2 separate regions of the Mus musculus genome follow, and region 1 is linked to region 2. Evidence: chromatin contacts called from ENCODE POLR2A ChIA-PET data. All regions are on one chromosome and are shown on one strand. The core of a region is the stretch at or near the end of the contact, and the rest is flanking DNA. Distances in the headings are between cores, read along the strand shown.

Region 1 (4,504 bases), core at 1,522-4,021, 120 kb before region 2:
GAACACCCCTGCAGCAGACTCTGCCACTCACAGGCATCTCTCACAAAAACCTTACATCACACACACACACACACACACACACACACACACACACACAGGGTTACAAAAGCAGCAAATTACAGCAGGTAGAGCCCTCTTTACATGAAAGAGTTACACGTGTGTAGTCGTGAGATTTGACTTTGCCTGAGCCGAGGTACTTGCTACACCCTGCTAGCAATCAGCAGTGTGGGCACCGCCCACTCAAGAGTCTTCTTTTCTCTCCCCAGTTACTGCTCTAGGGTGGCAGGCTTGTCAATACAAACTGTGTCCATCAAATCCCAAAAGCTCACAAAAGCCTGCGCTGGAGCACTGTTTAGCAGCTGACTCACGGTTGGAGAATGAATACATTCAATTCTTTGAACACTAAGTTATAACAAAAGCATTACTCCCTTAGGAAATATAAAATTAATTGTGGTGAGGTACTCTAGCAAACAGAGGTAGAAAGGACTGGGATTTAGCTCACTCATGCAGATTGGTACAGACCACAGGCCTGTCAAAGTGATTCTACTGGGCTAATGGTATGGCTAGACATGAAATCGAGGAATAAAGTAACGTGAAGGGAAAGGTTAAACAGGAGACTTGAGCAGGAGAGAGCAAGCAGCAATCGAATGTGCGAGAAGGGGAAGGCGGAATGAATTATGCAGTCCTAGAAGCACACCAAATACTATTAGAGTGTGCAGTCCAAACACGTTAGTAAAGTCGATGTTACATTCACATTCTATAAAGTAGTTTATTGCCATGTCTTTCTAAATGGAAGGGTTTTGCTATTGATATCTTTGGATCCAGGCTCTGGCTATGTGGCCCAGGCTGGCCACGGTCTTGCAGCAATCCTCCAGCCTCAACCTCCTAAATCCTGGGATTACAGGAGCAAGGCACCATGCCCAGATGTCAATCCCTTCGCTCTCTTTCTCCAAACACCGCCTCACGCTTGGCTTCAATTCCAAGAACATCCGAGAAGCCACCAGTGCAAGCATGTTGCCCTCTGTTCTCTAGGCATGCAGAGTTAGATGCATGGATTATGAAGTTAGATGTACCAACCACTTCATAAAGTGAAACAACCCTATTAATCTCACAAACCATAAAAGGTGAAGAGGAAGAGAAACTTAACACAAAATAGCCAAACACTTAACAGTTGCCTCTGAGTAATGAGATTAAAGATGACAATTTTGGGGGGCTATACTAGATTTCTATACTCTCCTTTAAAAAAATATTTTTTTTACAATGATCTGGTTAGTTTGGTTCAGTTTAAATATGGGCACAAAAGAATATGTCCTTGAAGCCGGACACTTTTATTTGCTATAGACTTCATACAGAGGTCAATACAGTGAGAGTTTCCTTGTAGACATGATAGTGAAAAATTGTCTAATTATCTTTAATTTTACATAGCCTTTAATAAAGGCATGGGCCTTAGAAATGTAACTTCTGCCTTTTTAAACGATGTGGAAACTGGGCTGGAGAGATGGCTCAGTGGTCAGGAGCACTGGCTGCTCTTCCAGAGGAACTGGGTTCCCTTCCTAGCACCTGCAGGGGGGCTCATAGACATTTGCTCCAGTTCCGGGGGGGGGGGGGTGGTCCATGGACACTAGGCGTACACAGAGTACACATACATACATTCAGGCAAAAAAATCATACACATAAAACAGTCTTGAAAAAAATGTGAAAATTGGGCTGGAGAGATGGCTCAGAGGTTAGGAACACTGCCGGTTCTTCCAGAGGTCCTGAGTTAAATTCCCAGCAACCACATGGTGGCTCACAACCATCTGTAAAGTGATCAGATGTCCTCTTCTGGTGTGTCTGAATACAGCTACAATGTACTTATATACATAAAATAAACAATTCTTTTAAAAAAATGTGAAAATTCAGTTTTACAGACAAACTAACACGACTTTTATTATAGAAACGTTTGTACCTGCTGCTGAAATGTAACCATTTACTTTTTATTTCCTCCCGAAGGCGTCGGAATTCTGTTAGTTAATATTCTAGAACCATTTCCCCCATTCACGGGCTATAAACCCTTCCTAATTTGGGGGGGGGGGCTCCATCCTGCAAAGTCTAATAATAAACTTCATTACAATTTTGCATTTCTTTTGACTTACTGTAGTGAAATACTTGCTCCTACCCCTTAGCACAAAAAGAAATGACACTTTTTGGCCATGATAGTGGTGGTCGGGCGTGCACGCGTGTGTGCTGGGGAGGGGGTAGTGTTCCCCTGAACCCGGAATATGGTTCCTGAGACTCCTGAATATGCAACAACCTCTTTGCCTTCCATGATATTTCCCCCCTTAACTTACACTTTTAGGATCAAGGTCTGCCTTCGCCCTACACCTGCTTCCTTCCAGTGAATCCACTGGCTAAGACAAGTAGCCACACCTGAGCTATCCAGGAGGTAGAGTTTAACTTTGCTAAGCCACCATCACTACAGCTCTGGGTTCACACACCATCACTCCAGCCGACAGAACTCACTGTTCCTGAGAGATGCTCGCTGAGAAAGGGCCAGCTGAGAGCTGGGGTACTCGGGAGGGTCTCGCTTGAAGCGGGCATCAGGTTCCCACCAGATACTAAAGCCGGGCAAGGTAGCAACCGGCCTTCTCACGATAGAACAGCAAGCCACTCATGAAAGAAAAGAAATCCTCACAACTGTAACAATTACAACGAAGCCACTCACCTGCAAGGAAACTACCAGTAGCAGCCGGTCCTCGGTAACGCCGTGCTGCAGACGCCAGTGAGGATTCATCGCTACAGCCGGCATCAACGCTCTTTTGTAGCCTAGAAGCCAAAATGGTCAGAACCGATAGCGCTGGGTATTGGAAGACAGAGTTGTCACTCATTCACGGCCCCGCCCTCTGGCCAGCGACCAGCCGGAGGTTCTTTCCGGTTTCTCAAGTCCCTGGGGTAAGAAGGGAAGCTATGATTGGTTTAATGAGGAAACAGACGCACGGATAGACCAATAAGATGGTAGTTTCGGACATAGGCAGGCGGGCTTTAGTCGTAGAGACCCAAACCCCTGAGCATCGCCGGGGCAATGTTTGTGGGCTGCTAGCTTTGCCGTCCAGAGACCTGTTTGAAGTTCTCGAAATTGAAACACACCTGCTGTGAAAAGCGGGTCAGCAGATGAAGGGATACTTCTTCTAGTTAACGGAAAATTTCAGGTCCTACCTAGGCTGAACCCGGTAGATCCTCACGAAAGCTTGTTTGGCACGCCTGTGCGTCGAAAACAGAGATTAAAATGAAAACCTTTAAAGTGTCCTATTTACAGATAGTCGCTCATTCTTACTTTCTCCTAACATTATGAAGAGAAGAGAAGCGAATAATAGGATATCCTAAAAGTACAAGAAGGGCGAAGAGGTTAGAAAAGTAGAAAATGGTACACTACAGTTTCTGAAATTAAACCTATGAAAATGCCAGCTTGTCACTCGGGTCTGGTACCAGAGCTGGAAGCTACTAAGCAGGCTTGAACTACCACACAAGGTCTGAAACGTGTGTCAAAACGTGAATGAGAAAGATAAGAAATGTTATGTGTGCCTGAGCAGACGGGAAAATTCCCCTTCTTGGTTTCTGAAAGCTGTTCCACTTAGTGTCTTCTGAACTCACCTAGTTAATTCTATAAACAAGTCCAATAAGTTTGTGACCAGCTAATGGGTGCTCAGATCAGTTATTTAGGATGAAAATCTTGACACACCATGAACTGGTGTCATGATGGCCTGCTTGTAGCAAGCTGTATGTCCCATTTATGCATTTTAGCTCATGATAGTTGCAGCTACCCCTTTCTGAGAGAGCGTCTCTCAAGGACAGTGAGTTCTGTCGGCTGGAGTGATGGTGTGTGAACCCAGTGCTGTAGTGATGGTGGCTTAGCAAAGTTAAACTCTACCTCCTGGATGGCTCAGGTGTGGCTACTTGTCTTAGCCAGTGGATTCTCAGGTCAGAACAGCTGGAGAAGGAATCTGCCCAATCGTACACACCTGCCAACCTGTTCTTCCTCTTCTTCATGAGGGCAGATGGACCAGAAAACATTTCCGCTGCCCTGTAGTATCAAAGCTTTCTCCTCAGGAAGGGTAACGGCAGCCATGCAAAACCAATCCTAACAGCCATACAGCATTTGACATTTGAGGGTACTCTGAACCTTAGGATGCCTGCTCATTTGATTTACTTTGACCTTGTTAGGAATACTCAATAACACTAGCTTGGCATATAAAACTTTACAATACTTGTCTTTTAGAACTATTCACCAGGGTCACTAGTGTGTACATTGTTATTTTAAAAAAAAACAAAACATCTTTACCTATGATGCTCTTAGGTGGGATGTGAAAGCGAGTGTTGGGAGCAAGCCTGGTCTTTACGACACAGGTATTCACAGAAGTTAGCAATGGCAGGAGTCACTGTTGCATGGCAAGATTGTTCTTATGTTTATCTAGATCGCAATATCATATCCTGGACCCCATGTTCCGATCTGTCTGTGAGCTGTTTG
Region 2 (5,266 bases), core at 1,709-4,208:
TGCAGTTTCCAAGTGGGTAGAGTGTGCTAGCCAGTCAACCACCTCATTCTATACACCCCTCTCCTTTCTTTTTAAAGCATTTTATATTTCACTTTTATTGAGATAAAAAGATATTCCTATGCAACAACAACAAAAAAATACTCTTTCTACATAGCCAGTAAGAACACAGTACTGAGTGGTATGGCCCACCCTTTAAAAAAAAGAAAGATTTATTATTTCAATGTATTCATGTACACTATGTGTGTGGGTGCCTGTAGAGGCCAGAAAGGGGTGTCAGAATCCTTGGAACTTAAGTTATAAGAGTTGAGAGATACCCGATGTTGGTGCTAGGAACCAAATTATGGTCTGCTGCAAGAGCAGTAAGTACTCTTAACCTCTGAGCCATGTCTCCTGCCCCAAGACCCACCCTTAAGGGCAACCCTAGCATCTGAGTGGCAAAAAGATCTCACTGACAGAAAGCATGAAAACAAGAGTATTCAAATCTCAAAGGAGCCATCCTTGTTATGGGAAAACTAACGTAGGAGGATTGGCCAGAGGCATCAGTTCTGGCTTGGAGCATGGATATTTACACCCAAAGATAGAGTGAGAACAAGGAAGGTTAGGAGAAGCTGGAGAGGGCTCTTGGTATGGACCAGAGTCTACCTGCTTTGAAGTTTCATCCACCAAGTGGACCATTGTACCTTGCTGACAATGAAGAGGTCCTCCCGCTGCACAGCCTTCTCTTTGATCTTCTCTTGGATGGCTTCTCCCACCTCATTCTCGTTGCAATAGGCATACGCGCAGTCGATATGGCGATACCCAGCGTCAATGGCCGCCTTCACAGCTTCTTTGACTTGGTTTGGGGGAGACTGAAAGGCAATAGAAAAGGCCATTGCAAAGGACACTCTTATACCAAAACCTTCCTCAACAGGCTCCACACAGCCCAATTTCGCCAAATCCCTGCAATGCTGGCGGGTGAGGGACTGGGGAAGAAAACAAACTTTTCAAAACAAGAAGAAAACCGTAATGTTCCCCCGTCCCGTGTTCTATCGGAGATAAAAGTCAGTTTCCATCTAATGTACCCGGTCTTAAAGGAGCTCTTGTTTCTGGGGTGACAGATGCCTGCCACTGCAAGTTGCTGAAAGCCAGACTTAACTCTGCAGTGACCCAGAGGACTTCAGCCCCAGACCGTGATAAGAATGTGAAGAATGGTTGTCTTATGGTAAATCCAGACTTGACCACACAGCAGCTGTGCTCAGGAATGAAGTACAATCGACTTTTTTTTTTAAAGCAGAAAGCCAAACTACTGGGTATGGTGGCCCGTGTATGTAGTCCCAGTATTTGAGAAACAGGAGGATTTTGAGTTTGAGGCTAGCTTGGGGCACATAGCTGTCCCCAAAATAAAACATAAATACGAAAAAGCCTTTCATCACCAAAACAACCAGCCGAACAAAAAACTACTCTTCTTTCACCAAATCTAGAAATATCTTGGTTAAGCATCAAACACAGAAAAGCTCCAGAGAGATAGCCTGCTTCCCTGGGATCAGAAGTGACCCCTAGCGGTTCAGAAGTACCTGGGCCTTCCAATAGAATCTTGCCTGCCAGCATTCCTTCAGATAAGAGCAGACTCTCCCTCTATGATACCACCTCCTTATCTTGACAACAACTCCCTTGTCAAGCGCTCGGTCTAATCTTTGGATTTCTGTGGGTTACTTCTGGTCAGAGTGCTTGACAGCTTGGTAGAAAGTGAAATGTCTAATTTGGAGCAAATTCGAGGTTTTAAACCCAGTGCTGAATCAAAGAGAGGCCCCACCTCTGTCCCATGATCAGAAGAAAAAGACAGTGCAAAGATCGAGAGACAGAGGCTAAGCGAGAGACAGAGGCTAAGCCACCAGGACAAGAGACTCGGACTCCAAAAACAACTCCTCCTGGAGGTGGCTCACACCTGTGATAACCTCTAGAAGCTGAGGCCGGAGGATTGCAAGTTCAAGGCCAACCCAAGCTATAGAATAAGTTCTAGGGCAGCCTAAACTGAAGTGTAACTCCCAGTCGCCAGAAATCAAATAGAGACAGCTCCTGGAAACTAGCTGACCACTGTCCTGTTATCACGAAAGGAAATAAACCCAAGGACAAAGTTAGGAGATGGAACAATGTCAGACTTGTCTCAACAGAAGTGGGAAGGGCCTTGGAGCATTCTTCCAGGAGAGCACACTGCCAGGCAGGATCTGAGCTCAGGCTCTGTCATCTTCCTGCTTAGTTTGATGTGCTCAGAAAATGGTGTAGTGTCTTGGTAAGGTGCAGGTGCCAGTAGCCTGTGCTAGGGTCTGAGACTCCACCTTTCCCCCAGGCTTCCAGGCCACAAGCTGCAGAGTCTTTCCCCCACCAAACAGAGCTAGGTCATTTGGAGCTTTTGGTGTCCTGCCACTGAATAACTCAGCCCTGGCTGTCCTGGAACTCACTCTGTAGACCAGGCTGGCCTCTGGCCTCAAATTCAGAAATTCGCCAGCCTCTACCTCCCAACTTCTGGGATTAAAGGCATGCACCACCACTGCCCTGCTTCAAACCAGCCAAAACTTATAAAACTTTAAGTGTCTCATGAGTTCAGAAGAAAGCTTGTTAAGAGGGTAACTGGCAAGTTCGGGAAAACTTGAAACCTGACACTTCACAGGGATATCTCTGCTGGAAAAAGTCTGTCAGAGCTTTGAGGTCTGAAACAGCACAAAAGGCAAAACCAACTTGTGTTCTGTCTCTAGGGTTCCAAACTCCCAGTAGATGTCATAAAAAGAAGAGGAAATGCCAAGACCAGGTGCCCAAGACTGCGCACTCACCTTCCAGGTGCCCAGGCCCACAATGGGCATCTTGGCTTTGGTACTGAGTTCCACGAACGTGGCCATGGTTGCTGCCAAAATCTTGCTGAGAGCAGATGTCTGTGTCCTTGTTAATGAGACAGATGGAGGCTTTAACGTCCTGGATGAAGAGGCCGGCTCTTACTGCAAGCGCCACGCCCAGACCCCTCCCGCCCCCGCCCCCCCTCCCGCAATGAACCGGAAGTTCATCCCAGTCTTTTGTAAGCTTTTAAGAGTGTGAGTAAAGATTAGTCATAAACCAGAGGGAAATCTCCCTGATGCAGAATATAAATTACTTTGTAGAGCTACTTAGAGGTGTATGAGCCTTAGGCGCATGGGGTGAAAGATCCTTCGAGCTATATTGCTAGCTATGTTTGGGTTTCCACAGTGTGTGGAGAATATGTATGGGTTTCCACAGTGTGTGGAGAACGGTGGAGCCTGTAGGTATTCCATGAGGTTGAGGCAAGTAAAAGTTTTCAGAGGCAAAATGGGAGGCTGCATAAATTATTTTGAGCTAACTGTTGCTGATCACAAAAGATCAATGACAGGGGCGCTTGCAGAGGAGGGGGGAGGGGAGAGAGGGGAGGGAACGGGAGAGGAGAGAGTGTTTTCTGACCCTCTTTTTGTTTGTTTGTTTGTTTAAGTTTTACTCATCTAATTGATGGAAGATTGTGAAAAGCAAATTTCCCCTGTTAACCACTAAGACCTTTCTTTGATAATATTCTTTCTCTCTCCCTCTCCCTCTCTCTCTCTCTATCCCCCCTCTCTCTGAATTTGAAATTTGACAAGTTGTCTAACTGTATAATTATAGTGAGCTTTTACATTTTTTTTGCTTACATTTAAAAACCAGACTTTTGTGATTATATTCTGTTTCACTAAGGACAGCATGAAAAAGAAAGATGCGAGCATAAACATCCTTTTCTGTCACTCGGATGCCATTGCCCGGTGCAGTTTCCTGGGCTCTTCTCAGCCTGTGTCAGCTTCTATGCACCGCACCACATTTTCCAAAGCTGACACCACAAGGCTAGCTTTTCTACACGTTTATAGTGAGTCATTTCAAAATTGCCTTTATGTTAAACATTTTAACGTTGCATTCTATTTTATGGTAATTTATTCTACCATTTCCACTATTCTTAGGTCTCTTGCTGATTTCCAGCTGGTTTCTATTGTGTATAAATAATATTTCAAGAAATATCATTGCAGTGAAGCATTGGGCCTCATTCCCTGGGGATAGATCTTTAGAAGTAGGAATATAGACTCAAATGAAGTTTATTTCAGTTTATCACACAAGGTATAGGTCAAAATTGATTTTTTTTCAAAATGGCAATTTTCAGTCATTTATAGAATAATACATTCTCACCTCCATGTTTATAGTTTTTCAAGAATCATATGTAAATGTTCTTGACTTTTACTTTATTGATATTATAAAACTAATGCATGTCCTCTAGAAAGAAAAACCAGAAAAATCAGAGTAAACAAAAGATTTTACGGGAGTTATAAGAGAATAAAAATTATCATTTTCCAATATTGAAATACTTATCAGCAATAACCTTGGGGTGTAACTGGAATACCTCACTGATTCAAGAAGTCCCAGATCATAGGAGCTCTGGTCTCCAAGGTGAGCCTAGGGCAGAAATAGCAAGCTCAGGATGGAAGCCCTGACCCACAGATGCCCAGGGACAGTGGCAGGTAGCCAGGTGTATGCCTAAGCCACCTTCAGTGTGTCTCCAGAACAGCACAGAGAGAGGAACTGAAATGTCTGGGGAAACTGACTGAAGGGGTTCACAGGCTGATTAGAAATATTTACAGTCAGCACTGTTAAAGTTGCAGTGTGCGTACAACTTAATGTTCTCAGGAGAGACTGAGCCACGATGTAGGCTCTACAGCTAAGGACATTGGTAATACGGGCAGTTTAGGAATGCTGACTGTAACTGAGGACCCAATAAATTAGTTCGGGGGGTGACAAACTTCAGGGAGATGTCACAACCAAGCAGAACTCATACCATGACATTTTTCATGCCCTCCTACCCCATTGAAATCCCATTGACACTTGGAAAGAGAAGACGCTAAATATAGGAGATTTTAGTCCATAAAGGGAAGTAAAACGGAAGCACAAGCGTCAACACCAAACTGGGTTGAAGAAGCTACGTTTATTTATTCTAAAAATGCAGCAAGCTCTCTCATATCGGCTCTCATGTTTGAGGGAATGTTGTAAGTCAAAAGCCAGAGTTCCTTGGGCTATCTATAACTCTCTTTACAGTCTACTTGTTTATCTGACCTAGTATCCAGACTTCTAGATAAAACTCTGGGTAGCTTGATTCACTTCTAGCAAGCAAAGGTCGGCCTCAGAATGGACAGAGCAGCATCTGACTCCCCCAGAAGGAGCCTGTGAGGTGCTGTGTCCCACATGCCTGGTGCTTCTCCGAGGATAACTGATAGTG

What was found. ChIA-PET counts read pairs that join two places held with the same protein, here RNA polymerase II (POLR2A).
Region 1: POLR2A ChIA-PET joins it to region 2 with 11 read pairs in Patski. The contact joins the promoter of Bpgm here to the promoter of Akr1b8 in region 2. POLR2A ChIA-PET finds 5 or more read pairs at or near these places in 3 of 5 experiments (Patski and embryonic stem cell).

Annotation. Positions count from the first base shown.
Region 1 is chr6:34,474,623-34,479,126 of GRCm38, reverse strand. Bpgm (2,3-bisphosphoglycerate mutase) reads right to left here and starts at 2,771. Exons shown (of 3, transcript NM_007563.5): 1 at 2,705-2,771.
Region 2 is chr6:34,351,838-34,357,103 of GRCm38, reverse strand. Akr1b8 (aldo-keto reductase family 1, member B8) reads right to left here and starts at 2,958. Exons shown (of 10, transcript NM_008012.2): 1 at 2,808-2,958; 2 at 681-848. The coding sequence starts at 2,873.